Linked DNA regions of Homo sapiens: region 2 is linked to region 1. The links are chromatin contacts, found by Hi-C or POLR2A ChIA-PET in ENCODE. All regions are on one chromosome and are shown on one strand. The core of a region is the stretch at or near the end of the contact, and the rest is flanking DNA. Distances in the headings are between cores, read along the strand shown.

Region 1 (7,028 bases), core at 4,529-7,028:
TAGTAGGAAATAAGGCTTGGATTGTGACTATAGGGACAGTGAAGGTAGCCTCTAGCAAATGGTAAAGCAGAAAAGAACTTCTGAAAATACGAAGAAATGGGAAAGAGATAATAACTTGAGTGATCCAGGGGAAAGAAAGAAAGAAAAGGAAGAAAGGAGAGACTAAAAAAGTGAAATAAATAAAAGTCATAAATCAATGGAAGGAATAATATTCAGCTTATTGGTAGTTCCATTAAATGTAAACGGGCTGAATTATTCTACTAAAGGACAGACCACGACAGACATATATATGAAAAAAAAGAATAAATAAATATTTTATTTCATATATATTTCATTTATATATGTCAAGTAATAAAATTGCCACTCGTATTCAGTGCTGATGAGGATCAGGAAGAAATCATTATCATACATAGCAGGTGAAAGTATAAATTGTTACGTTTCTTTTGAAAAGCAATCTGGCAAGATAAGCAAATAGAATTAAAATAATTGAACCAGCACACAATTCTTTATTTATGAAATTACTCTATAGAATATAAACGTAGGTCCCCCAGGATATATGTGAAAATATGTTGAAGCATTAGCTGTAGTTGCAAAAGAGTGCAAAAAGTTGAAGTCCCATCAATAGGAAAAAGATTGAATAAACAGGGACATATCCATGCCATAGAAGCTGTTGAAAATGCTGGCATTTTACAATTATATTTATTGTGATGGTTTTCATACTGGTGAACTCTGAAAACCATCTAAAACTTTAACCATATGGTTTGTAGTAATTAATTATGTACAGCCAGCAAATAAAACCCTCTGTAGCCATAAAAATTCGCTGGACATACTCCCAGCAACTTAGGAGGCTGAGTTGGGAGGACTGCTTGAGCCCAAGAGCTCAAGACCACTCTGGGAAACACAGCAAGACCCTGTCTCGAGAGAGAGAAGAAAAAAAGGCATGTAAGTATAGCTATTTTCATGTGGTGTTTAGAGTGTCTCTTGTTAAAGTGAAAATCAGTTTACAAAATAGCAGTTATTTTTATTTAAATCTCAAAGTCTTATAGGACTATCAGATGCTGTATAAATATAGTGAAGACTATCAAAAATCAATCACAATTTAATCCTAAATAGCATATTCATAAAATCATTTCAGTTAAAATTGGTCAATAAACAGAAATGCTCCGTTTTATCAAAAAGATCCAACACTGCCTCAAGGTTCTTAGAAATTTTTAGTAAGATAAGAAAATGAAATTACATTATAAACATTGAAAACTAGAGCTTACTGATTATACTACCATGTAGCTATAAACATCTGAGACTAATAATTGAATTAATAAAAATCATGTTAGGTTTTTAGATATAACCTAAATATTCAAAATCAATATTCCCCCACCTCCAATTTAATCAAAAAGCACCAAAAAGAAATGGCTAAAATATCCCACTTATCATACAGACAGAAACCCTAAAACATAGAGGAGTAACAAAAATACACTGGATTTCAAAGAAGAAAACAATAAAATCTTATTAAAGGACATGAAAGAGTTTCCAAACTAGTAGAAAAATGTTACATATTCCTGGGTGGGAAGCCTTACTACAATAAAAATATTGATATCCCTAAATTAGCATTTGGACATAATGCAATTCCAGTTAGAATTCCATCAAATATTTAAATTAGATTAAAGGATCTTAAAATTTATAGAGGAGAATAACTATCTGTGGTCAAGATACTTTAGAAAAATAATTGCCTTACCAAATATGGGAAAACTCTAAAGCATTGTAATCGCATCAATAGGGTATTCATCTAGGAATAAATAAATAAGAGTGAGACAGAAAGAAGAATGCAAAAATAAAGGCAAATAAATAGAGCATAGCTAATAATTTAAGTGAGATTTAAATTTAGTGGGAAAAGAATGGATTATTTAAAATAAGCACTGCTACTATCTGTAAAATAAAATTGGGCGCCTACTTACTTCATATAAAAAATAAATTCCAGATGGCTTATAGACTGAATGCCAAAAGAAGTAAATAAATAAAATAAGCAATAATTTCTGCAGAAAAATCTAGGAAAATCTGTCTAATATTGGGAGAGGAAGATGTTATTAACAAAGACTAGAAACTCAGAAGGTAGAAAATTAAAAACACATATTTGACCCATACAAATTGTACACTTTTAAAAACGGACAAAACAGCAGATCTGGAAAAATACTTCTAAGGCAGAGAATAGTGTCTTACAATATCTGTAATACACAAAAAGATCTCAGGAATTGATGAAAAGGGAAATGCACTCTAACAGAAAAGTGAGTAAAGAAGATGAATAATCACTTCACAAGAATAAATCCACACAGCTAAGATGAATATGGAAAATGATCAAACCACTAATTGTCAGGGGGAGTCAAATTATAATAACAAGTCACCTTTCATCCATACAGGCATGTTTATGTGTGTGGGTGTGTGGAATTAGATAAACTTAGAAAAGTATGGAAAGATAATTATGAGGTTGTCTGAGTAGTTCATATGAGATGATGGGTTAAAAGGTGGGATGGAGAATCAAAGGAAAAAAGTAAAGAAAAAAGACTAAATTTGAAAACACTGCATTTAAGTAAATTACATCTATTTCTTGAATAAAAAATGTTTAAAGATTAAATCAATAAGCGTCTCTAAGAAGTACAGTGTTAAGGCCTCAGGCCCCGGCACCAGGCCCCTTATTGACCTTGACCCCTCATGGTCTATGTGACCTTGGGCAATTCATTCATGCAACAGAAAATGGGGATAATAATGGCACATATTCATATGATTGTTTTTAGGATAGGTTGAAATTATAAACTTAATTGACTTGTCACAGTTCCAAGTACTGTGCGTAATAAATGCATTGCAAATGTCAGCTACCATTATTACCGAACAAGTGTAATCTTGAACAAAGACTTACTGTACTTTTTAAAGCAACTTACTTGATGAAAGTTAGCATATGTTTACAAATTCTTTTCTCTTCCATCAAAGAAATGGAGACTGAGGACTAGAAATGATAAAAACGAAATGCTAGGACCCGCCACCAATTGTAGAATTCACATAAATGATGACAAAACTGCTCCAAAATTATAATGGAAGTCAATGAGAAGATAAGAGAATAAAAACTTAATTTTCTGCAACTTTCCAAAATCATAACTATTTTTTAAAGTAAGGAACATCTGCTCAATACTGAAAATTATAGTTTCTTTTAGCAACAGAAATTAGTACAGTATCCTATCATCATTAATGCTCCTGTAAGCTCCTTCCCTGTCACCTGGACTGCCTGACTTGGTAGCGCCTGCTATTTATGCCCCAGCCACTTAACTGCTTAGCAGTTTTCCTTACTGTAAAAGTACAAGAACCCACTTAGCACAGCCCAAACCTTCTTCATGGTGTGCAACAATCTCATGGCATCTCCTACAAGTTTCCTAGTTATCCCAAATTAGCCATTTATCCATAGACAGTGTCAGTTCTCAAGCTTTAATAAGAATCATTGGTAAGCGTGTTAAATACAGATTCCTGGGCAATCACTGTAAACACTGGATTTTGTAAGTCTGTGGTGGAGCACAGGAATCTGTGTTTTTCAACAGATCACTTAGGAGATTCTCATACAAGTGATCCAATGACTGCACTTGGAAATGACTGCACTGCTTTAAGAATAGTGTAAACCTTGGAGCCTATTAGACATGCAGAATCTGGGGCCTTACCTAGGACCTGCTGAATTAGAACCTACATTTTAACAAGATCTCCAGGCGACTCATGTGCCTGTTAAGTTTTGAGAAGCACGTTAATTTTGAAAGAACATCCTCATTGTCTGAAATAACCTGGAAGAGTAAGTAGAGTCTTTCAGTTCCAAAGGTGTTCAGTTCAGTTCTAAAGAATCGCACGGAAGAATCACACAGAAGAAATGCATGGACTACATATTTTAGTAAGAGTTTTATCATTGCTTTCAGGTTTTAATTCAGTTTTACAGTTCTTGTTGAGAAATACCGTATACTAAACCTCATTCTCCAATTTGGTTGCCTTCTCGAGGACATAAGGGTTTCTTGCTGAGCTCTTTTTATCCTCTGTTTTACACAATTATTTTGGGAGGTTGCTGGCTCACCAGGGAAATAATGTGCTATTTTCTATACAATATAATTTTCCTAACTCTACATTTTACATATCGGGTTCATGCCCTCACTAAATTCAAACATTTTATTTGTTTGCTTAAGGCAAGACATTGGGGTCATTCCCCAAACAAGTATCTCATCTGATGAAATCAGGAAGGTGCTTCTGGTGTCAAAGGGAAGTGTCTCATCTCCAGGGAGGGACTCCAACTTTTTGGCCGGGGGAGCAAGAACATCTGTTTCAGTCGTGATCCGTCCTGTTGGCTGAGCTGTCGGTGGGGGTGTTTGGGATGCAGCCCTGGACCTTCATCGGAAGACACTGCTGTGGTCATCAAAGGATATTTGCCATGGAATCCAGGACACACCCATAGGGAATAAATACACAGTTATGAAAAAATGATTACCAATAAAATAGTGACCTAGAAAGGCCCACAAGCTGGCTCAGGCCCTGGCTTTTTCTCCCCTCTTCTATTTTTACTCATTGGAAATAGACAAGAACATTTCAGAAAGAACATCCTCACTGTCTGAAATAATCTGGAAGAATAAGTACAGCAGTTCAGTTCCAAAGGCATTGTGGATACTCCATGTGTATTTTCATCAGCTGGTAACAATTTCTTAAAAACAAGACTTGATATGTGGCATTTTGCTCCTCAAGTCCATTTTAAATTATCTGTCCTCTCACCTAACAGGTTATAGGGAACACCCAGGAGGCCATAGGTATGAGGAGAGGCAGAGGCTACAGTAGCTCAGAGATCAGCCACGTGGAGTTCTGAGGCACTGTATTAGTCTGTTTTCATGCTTCTGATAGAGACATACCCAAGACTGGGCAATTTACAAAAGAAAGTGGTTTATTGGACTTACAGTTCTACATGGTTGGGGAGGCCTCACAATCATGGTGGAAGGCAAGGAGGAGCAAGTCACATCTTACATGGATGGTGGCAGGTGAAAAGAGAGCTTGTGCAGGGGATCTCCCATTTTTAAAACCATCAGATCTCGTGAGACCCATTCACTGTCATGGGAACAGTAGGGGAAAGAAGATGATTGAATCATCTTCTACTGGGTCCCTCCCACAACACATGGGAATTATGGGAGCTACAAGATGAGATTTGGGTGGGGACACAGAACCATACCGTATTAGGCACCTTCTCATGTAGCTTACTTGAGGAGATTCCCTCTCCCCTCTACACACACACCTTCTCCAACCTGATCCCAAATGAAGCCTTTCCATAGCACCATCTATTGCAACTGGTCTGAGACCTTATGAATCGGTGGACCTAACATGCCCAGCTCATGGTCAGGGACTCCTCTTTCCTGGGACCCTTCTCGTTCCCACTGAAATTTATGTATCCAGTTTGAATCTATTTTCTAAACAATATAGCCATTGACCTTTTCTCTTAGGAAAATAACAATTAAAAACACAAAAATCTGCTCAGGCCGAATATAGCCTTCAGGAAATACCCTTAAGCTTTAACCAGTGCACAGCCAGTCACTTGGTGCTTGCTGTAAAGGAATTTATAATGGGAAAACAATGTTCCCCAGGAAACTGGTTTACTTTCAGACACGTTATTAGACAAAGGGAGTAAAGGAGAGTCAGGGAAGTGAGCCAAGAAACCTGTGGGGCCGAGGGCTGCATGGCTGAGTCACTATGTGGGCCTGGTGTGCCAGTCCAGCAAGAGTGGTGCGATTCTCTCACATCTGTGTCTGTCCCGAGCCAGAGACCTGACCTCCAGCAGACATCCTTAGAAGGGCGCCAGTCCAGTCTTCTCATTTCACAGAGGAGGAAGGTAAATTTCGAATCTCAGGGGACTTGCAGGGATCACCCTCGCAGCTAATGATGGTGCTGGAACCCTGTGCCACCAGAGGCACAGAATGTGGGAAGCCATGCAACCACAAGGAGGGAGGATGGAAGGACCTGAGGGGCCAGCAAGAAGGTGGGGCCAGTGAGAAGGCAGGGCCAATGAAAAGGCAGGTCAGTGAGAAGGTGGGGCCAGCAAGAGGGTGGGGCCAGTGAGAGGGCAAGTCCAATGAAAAGGCGGGTCAGTGATAAGGTGGGGCCAGGAAGAGGGTAGGGCCATTGGAAGGGCAGGGCCAATGAAAAGACAGGTCAGTGAGAAGGTGGGGCCCGAGAGAGAGGGTGGGGCAAGAGAGGGGTAGGGCCAGCAGAGGGTGGGACTAGTGATGGGGTGAGAAGAGTGATGGGGCAGGCCAAAGGCTGTATCTCTAATGTAGAAGAACCATTGAATTTTGAACAGGGATGTAAGGTTACTAGCTGTGAAATTTGAGGCACATCACCTAATGTCTCCAGTATTACCTGGAGCAGGCAACATCTTTTCCATCTACTAAACTTGGAACTTCTCAAGGGAAATTATGAGTCTTGGGATGTCATAAATGTCCACATACGAGGTGATTATGGCAGTCAGCCCTTGCATTAGCAGAGGTGAGTCCCATCACGAACCAGCAAGTCATCCTCCTGGTGTCATTTCTTCACCTACATACAATAAGGGTTGGATTAAATGAATTATGAGATCTTTTCCAATTCTAAAAAAAAATTCTGGTCCTGAGGTAAGTTTTCAAAATTTATTTTTAATTATTATACATTTAAAAAGAACAAAACATTTTGCTCTTCAATGGAGAGGAATCAGGCCAGACAGCTGCACAGGAAAAACAGATGTTTAAAAATACATTTTATGGATAAAGTGTATTTTTTTTTTCCTTTTCCTGGTTCCTTTTGACCTGTGGTTTTTTGGTTTGACCCTTGTTGTGAAAACAGAGCTGGATACACACGTATTTCTTAGGCTTCCTAAACTCCTGAAATAGAGCAATGCAGGAACACCTGCTGAGAACGTGGGGAGGGGGCAGGGGGCTGCAACCTTCCACATCCAGGAAGAAACCAGGCTGAGGTCTCTGTTCTGGAGCCATTAGTGACATGAC
Region 2 (7,028 bases), core at 2,817-5,316, 80 kb before region 1:
CATCCAGTTGAATCATTCAGGTTCTGGGGGTGCAGTGTGTGTGTTCTGAACAAAGGATTATGCCATTAACAAAAGAGAGCAGCCCACTGAAGTTTGATGTCATTAGGATGGTAACAATCCCCACGGAGTCTTTCCACAAATAGGTAACAATACCTTCTCTCCCTCCTCTAGGAGAGTGCCTTCCTGGAGCCTGATTTCTGGTTCTGAGCGGAAAGCCATTGTCCCAGGCTCCACTCAGTCTAGTTGCAAGTGCAGATCGGAGGCTAGGAAAGTCCCCTCATCCACTTCGCACAGAGGAATTGATTCTCGGAACCAGAGGAGAAAGGCAGGAGGCAAAACACAGAAGGCAGGGAGACCCCTTCACCCCGGCCTTCCTGCTTCCTGCGCCAGCCTGGCCACACCCTCCTCCCAGCCCAGCCCCAACACCGCACTTTCTCCGGGTCCTGTCGTTCTTCTGTGTGCACCTCGTACTCCAGCCAAAGGAAAGTTCCTCCTGTTTCCAGAACGTTCGCATGCTTTCCTGCAGCAGGTCTTGTTCACGCCTGTTCCTCTGCCTAAGGTAATCCTACCAGTCCTGCACGGCCACCTCTAATGCTGTCTCCAAGAATGTTTAGTCTCCCTTAGCCTGCCCACCAGATGTCCTTTCTTTGTGGTCCAACCCCCCTCACCACCTGAGGGCCCCCCATGTCTCGTGAGAAGTGCCCTTGTCTCCTCCTCCTGTCTCCACGGGGAGAGAGTGTAAGCCCCGTGAAGGCAGGGTGGTGCGTGACTCATCCATCCATCCTTCCTCCTTCCCATACGCCAGTCCTTATTCCAGGATTTGGAGATGTAAAAATGGACAAAAGATTGCCCCTATTCTCCTGGAGCTCATCTTAGGGACTCAGATAATTACCAAAGTCAGGGAAGGACCGTGGGCCCCTAGCCTCCAGGTTGACAGCTTCTACCTACTTGAGCATCTCGAGGAGCATGCAAGCCCGGCCTCTTCTTTGCATTCACTATATCTCAAAACTGAGAGGAAGCCTCATTCTCCACAGCGCCAGGGCCCTGAGTAGAAGGTGGGAGGGGAGCCTACCTTTCCAGTGCAAGAGGGAACGGAGGCCCATAAATTATACAGAGATGAGCGGTTCAGTCACGTCAGCACAAAGGAACACCTTCCATCTTCCTCGTGTAGACACTGGGGGAGAGGCTGAGTCACTACATGACTCTGTTCCCTGGGTGCGTGCATGTGTGTTTATGTGTGTGTGCATGTCTGCATGTGTGGGCACATGTGTATGTGCACAGGTGCATATGTCTGAAGAGAAGCAGCTGTTGGAAAGCCTTGGTGTGATGAATTGTCACCCTGTGTGCCTCCCTGGGAGGGTCAGAAGGGCCTGGTTCTGGGCACAGGGCCACTGGGTCCTGCTGGCCCTTCCCCATTGGTGGTTTTAAGGACTGCTCCTATCTCAGGATGGAGGGGAGTGGAGAAGCCAGTCCCCCCTGGCCAGCTCCTTGCTGTGGGCACTCCCTAAAACATCTGTGGCCTTTGGGAGAATGAAAGAGAAATGAGCCGCAGCCATGCGGTATCCCGGGGGCTGGCAGGTGAGCACAAGATGGGTCAGGATGTAGTTCTGGCTGTGTCAGTGTCCGAGAAGAGGGACCATTCTGTGGGCCTTACGTAAACCACAGCACAGGGGACTCAGCTTCTGGCTAAGAGAGTGAACCCCTGGAGTCCAAGGGCCTGGGTTCAAATCTTGGTTCTGTTATCTACTTGCTGAGAGCCCTGCAGCAGCTACTTTAATGGCTCCAGGCTTCCGTTTTCTCATCTGTGAAATGGGAAGAGCAAATAGACCTCCCTCAAAGAGTTGCTGTAAGGCTTAAATGTAAAGGACTTTGAATAGTACTTGACACAGAGTACGTATGCAAGAAAAGGTAGCTGGGTTTTGTTGTTGTTGTTGTTTTGTTTTTGAGTCAGAATCTCACTCTGTTGTCCAGGCTGGAGTGCAATTGTGTGATCTTGGCTCACTGCAACCTCTGCCTCCCAGGTTCAAGGCTGATTCTCCCGCCTCAGCCTTCTGAGTAGCTGGGATTACAGGCATGCACCACCATACCTGGCTAATTTTTATATTTTTAATAGAGATAGGGTTTCACCACGTTGGCCAGGCTGGTCTCGAACTCCTGACCTCAGGTGATCTGCCTGCCTTGGCCTCCCAAAGTGTTGTGATTACAGGCATGAGCCACCGTGCCCAGCCTGGTTTTTTTTTATTATAGTAGGACACAATAAATAGGAGATGGCACCTCCTACTTGTCTATCTAATACATACAGACCAAGTTCAGCCATATGTGGTGATAGCATTAGAGAACATCCCGCCTTACACGGCAGTGCTTTCTCCTCCTTTGAGGTGACTCCACCTCTCCCACCCATCTCCCCCACGCAGATGTCCAGCACCCTCTGTTGTCTTCTTGGCTGGCCAGGTAAGGCACTCTTACTGTACCTGTCCAGGGAAGCCCACACCAGACAGAAGCCCGACTCTGGAGTAAGCATGAGTAAGCGCGCCCCTTCGAACCTCAGAAACTCTTTGAGGCCAGAAGCAGTGTCTAACTGCTTCCTTCCTCTTTTTGTTCACAAAAATCTTTTAACCACTCCCTCTTCTGTGTCAGATGCATAAATAGTTGTTCTCTTCTGTACTATCTTCTAGAAAGTTGTTCTAAGTTGGACATGAGCTAGAGTTAAATCATGTCCATGAGAGAACATTGCTTGTCATTCTAGCCTGGTACTCTTGCCTTATTTAATTGATGGTGACATTTTAGGGATCACAAGTAGGCAAGAGAGAGAAATTTGGGGGGCAGGAGGTGTAAAGCTGGTCTAGAACAATTCCCACTCGCACTTAGAATCACCTCACGAAGCAACCTCGGACCCCACTTTAGTAAAAGCCACCCACGGTGCTTAGATCTGTTGAAGAAACATCATCTCCTGCACCCAACAAAGGCGATCTGACACAAAATTAGTGTGACCTGTTTCAATCAGTTGTAAGTAATATTTTTATGTCCTAAAGCAAAATATCTGTAATGCCCTGAAATTTTGAACAAAAATAAGATTTTGGTTTTGGTTTATACACATAAGCACAAAGCTACCTCTTTTCAGGGGTTGAACCTTTATATTTGTCTTAATTGCATTTTTACAAATATGATTTGCCCATATTACAGCAGATTTGTAAAGGGGCAGGTAAGCAAAGATGAGGAAGACAAGAAATAAATAAGCTGGGAGGCTAAAGAAAACTAACATGAGTACCGTATGCATGATGGTTTAGTAGCAATTTTTCATAAGCATTTCATTTGAGGCATAGAGCAGGTAAGTATTCTCCTACTCATTCTACAGATGGAGAAATCAAGGTGCAGGGGGGTTATATGGCTCTTCTTCAGAGCTTGAGGCTTTTTGGATGCCACACTTAGTGTCTATTCATACTGCCTCTCGTGGAAGGGAGCGAGGGGTAAGGCTGGGGAAGAAAGGGGTGCAGATGAACTTGGGGTAAATGCAGAAGACTGCTGGCACTGGGTCAGCAGGGGACAAAGCCAGAGCAGTTGTTGCAAGCGCCACCACCACTCCCGGAAAAGGCTGACAGGGCAGCCACCTGTGCACTCCTGGTCTGCTCTCAGCCCACTCTCTGTGAGCTCATCCCCACTGTGTGAGCTGATCTGACCCACTCACCAGGAAACACCTCACTGCAGTCGCCTCCAGCACCCCTTGCAGAGAGGCCCCTCTACCACTGCTCCCTCCTCCTGTTTCTTATGTTCTCCTCAGAAGCCACCACCCAGGACTTTGCAATGAAGGTTTTGATTTCGTCTGAGATTGCCCCCAGCCCCCCTGCCTGGGGCCCTGCCCTGCTCCTGCTGGCTGACATCGCTGGCCACTGCTCCCTGAGCTGGGTCAGTGCACAGCCTGGAGTGATTCCTGATGACGCTGGGAAATGGACCTATGACCCCTGCTTGTGAAGGGTCAGTGAACTTTCTGGTGGTGCACAGGGTGTCAGAACAGTGTCAGCAGGGCCAGCGGGGGAAAGTGCTGACAACTGTAGGCCCAGGCAGGACCGGCTCCTCCCTCGGAAGACTGCAAGCAGTGATAGCCATCTGTCCTTATCTCCGCCCCTCCAGCTCCCACAGCCATCCAGCTGACTTCCAATAGACAAATGGAAGTCAAGGGTGTCTGAAATTAACCAGTCATCTTCTCCAGGCCATTTTCTCATGGAAAGGGATTAACCTAAAGAAGGATGTGTGTTTTCTGGAAGGATAATAAATCTCTGCTCCTCTTGGGTTTTTCCTCCATTTTTCTCTTCCTTTTGTTACTTACACTCTTGCACCTATTCTAGGCTTTTCCACTTATATTTACTTTTCTATTTATACATTGAATTGAATACACAATTATGCTCTCATAGTGTATCTCTAAATACTACTCTATTCAAATACTATGTGTTAAAGTCTGTGCCAGGCACTGTCCCAAATACAATGAGAATTGGATCTGGTACACAAATAACCTCACTACAGATAGGGGGCAATAAATGTCATAAAAGGGATGCAAAGACATGGCTATTGGGGTGTAGACAAGAGTAGACCACTAGCAGATGAAGTGATTGGAGATGGTCAGGAAAATATGACATTTTAGCTGTGCAGTGAATTGGGTAGTAATAGGCAGAGAGAGTACAGCATTGAGGTCTTTTGCAGGATCTGGTGCAAAGTGGACGTTCCACAAATTCCAGGCAGAAAGGACAGCATAGGTAATAATGTAGAGACACCAAACAACAAGCAGCCTTGTTTTTACTGATGAACTGATTCGTTTGGGAAATGTTTGCTACTGTGCAGCAGGCATGGTTCTCAGTGTTAGGAATCCAGGAATAAACTGAGCACACAAAGTCCCTGCCCTCAAGGAGCTTGTGCTTTAATAGCAGGAGAAAGACACGAAACAAATACCATAATATGCCAGGTGCTGTTAGGCACTGAAAATAAAATTAAAGCTGGCCAGGTGCAGTGGCTGACGCCTATAATTCCAGCACTTTGGGAGACCGAAGCATGCAGATCACTTGAGTCCAGGAGTTCTAGACCATCCTGACCAACATGATGAAACCCTATCTCTACTAAAAATACAAAAGTTAGCCAGGTGTGGTGGTGCACGCCTGTAATCCCAGCTACTCGGGAGGCTGAGGCATGAGAGTTGCTTGGACCCAGGAGGTGGAGGTTGCAGTGAGCTGAGATCATGCCACTGCACTCCAGCGTGGGCAGCAGAGTGAGACTGTGTCTCAAAAAAAAAAAAAAAAAAAAAACAAATAAATAAATAAAAGCAGGATAAGGGGCAGAGAGTGACAAAGGACATATTTTTAAGAGGGTCATCAGGGAAGCCCTTCTAACAAACAAAAATCTTCTGGAAGTGACAGGGGCCACCATGCAGGTGTTGGGGGATGTAGCACCACAGGTGGAGCGACTAGCACTCTTAAAGGGCCTGCAGAGGGAACAGCAGAGTGTATCCAATGAACACAAATGAACCAACGTGGCAAGTTACCAAGCAGGTGAATTATAGAGATGAGGTTAAAGAGACCCTCAGGGCCAGATCATACGGGGCTTGGTGCACCACAGTAATGACTTGGGATTTTATCTTGAGAATGTAGAGCAAAGCATGAGCTCATTCACGTTACTGAAGGACAACTCTGGCTGCTGCAAGGAGAATTGACTATAAAATAGGTTGAAGCTGGGGATCAGCTATGAGTTGTAGGGGGTACCTTTTCCTGGAGTGTGGTACATGAATCCAGTATATAAGTTTATTTTTCCAGGAAATAAATCTAGAGAAGTAACTTGGAACCAGACCATGAGGGTTCCATCTTGAGAGCCAGGTTAATAAAATTAGACTTGGTTTCACTGACAGTGAGGGTCCACTGGGAGATTTCAGCAAAACAAAACGATCATTGTTTAGTTTCTGAAAGATACAAGGGAACTCTGGGCTCTGCCCCTGAGACTTGAGTGATGTGAGTCCTGCTTCTACCAGTCATCAGCTCTTAAACCTTGGGCAAGCATTGAACCAGCCTAAACTCTTGTTTCATTATCTGTGGTTAATTCATCTGTTCCTTTGCTCGTTATACTGCACAGGGCTATTAGGAGGACAATGTGGTAGGAATACACATGCAAGCCTTCGGTAAACTGTGGCACAGAATTAGGCTTCAAATCCTGGCCACTCGGACTCTGCTGTATCCTGCAGCCTGGACAGGAAGACTTGTGAGTTCTCTGGAGAGCTTATAGATGCTGCTACAGGCTGCTGCAATGCTAGGAGGAGGGATAGGTGTGGGAGATGAAAGATTGCCCTGGTGCAGGAAGAAGCAGTAGAAGGAGCACTGTTACAGGAGACATGGAAATCTCTGCCAAAAGGAAAGAAACCAAATGAATATCGCAGTTGGGGACGGGGCAAAGAAAGGCTATACCAAAGAGGGCTGTTGAAGTCAGAAACCTGACAGCTTGGATATTATAACTGAGGAATAGGAAAGAATCAAACGGTAGGGTTTTTCACTTCAAAGACAGGAAGCAGGATGAGTGATGACAGATAGGGGACCTATGGGAAGGGAGGTCATTTAGGAGGGAAGATACTAAGCACTGGGCATTTGCAGCCCACAGCACCACCAGGACAGATAGTGAGAGCGATCTCATAAGCAGCTGGGCACAGGGGTTGGCGCCCAATCTGTGTTGAGTTTAGCTGAATTGACTGTAGTCACATAAGAAAGTAACACTGGAGATGACGATTTGGATGGCGTCATAGAGTAAATGAAGGGTCTGCAGAGGAGATGGGGGAGAAGAAAGAGAGCTAAAGATAGAGACGTGAGGGCCAGGTGCGGTGGCTCACGCCTGTAATCCCAGCGCTTTGGGAGGCTGAGGTGGGCGGATCACCTGAGGTCAGGAGTTTGAGACCAGCCTGACCAACATGGAGAAACCCCATCTCTACTAAGAATACAAAATTAGCCAGACATAGTGGCGCATGACAGCAAACCCAGCTACTCGGGAAGCTGAGAGAGGAGATT

The links. Hi-C counts contacts between places; a loop is a spot of excess contacts on that map. ChIA-PET counts read pairs that join two places held with the same protein, here RNA polymerase II (POLR2A).
Region 2: a loop to region 1 is called in a map of cardiac septum, with 1.8 times the contacts of the local background. The contact joins two enhancer-like sites. A Hi-C loop is called at or near these places in 1 of 168 maps with a recorded cell type or tissue (cardiac septum). POLR2A ChIA-PET finds 5 or more read pairs at or near these places in 1 of 52 experiments (HEK293).

What each region holds. Positions count from the first base shown.
Region 1 is chr6:150,491,826-150,498,853 of GRCh38, reverse strand. No RefSeq gene overlaps it. Among named protein-coding and RNA genes, the nearest start is that of PLEKHG1, 100 kb to the left of the region's middle. Within about 2 kb of position 5,778, at least 7 of the 41 ENCODE cell types and tissues checked have a DNase peak (open chromatin) inside an H3K27ac peak, as active enhancers do.
Region 2 is chr6:150,570,188-150,577,215 of GRCh38, reverse strand. It overlaps LOC124901429 (a long non-coding RNA gene), which reads left to right and starts at 181. Exons shown (of 2, transcript XR_007059810.1): 1 at 181-559; 2 at 3,779-4,299. Within about 2 kb of position 4,066, at least 2 of the 41 ENCODE cell types and tissues checked have a DNase peak (open chromatin) inside an H3K27ac peak, as active enhancers do.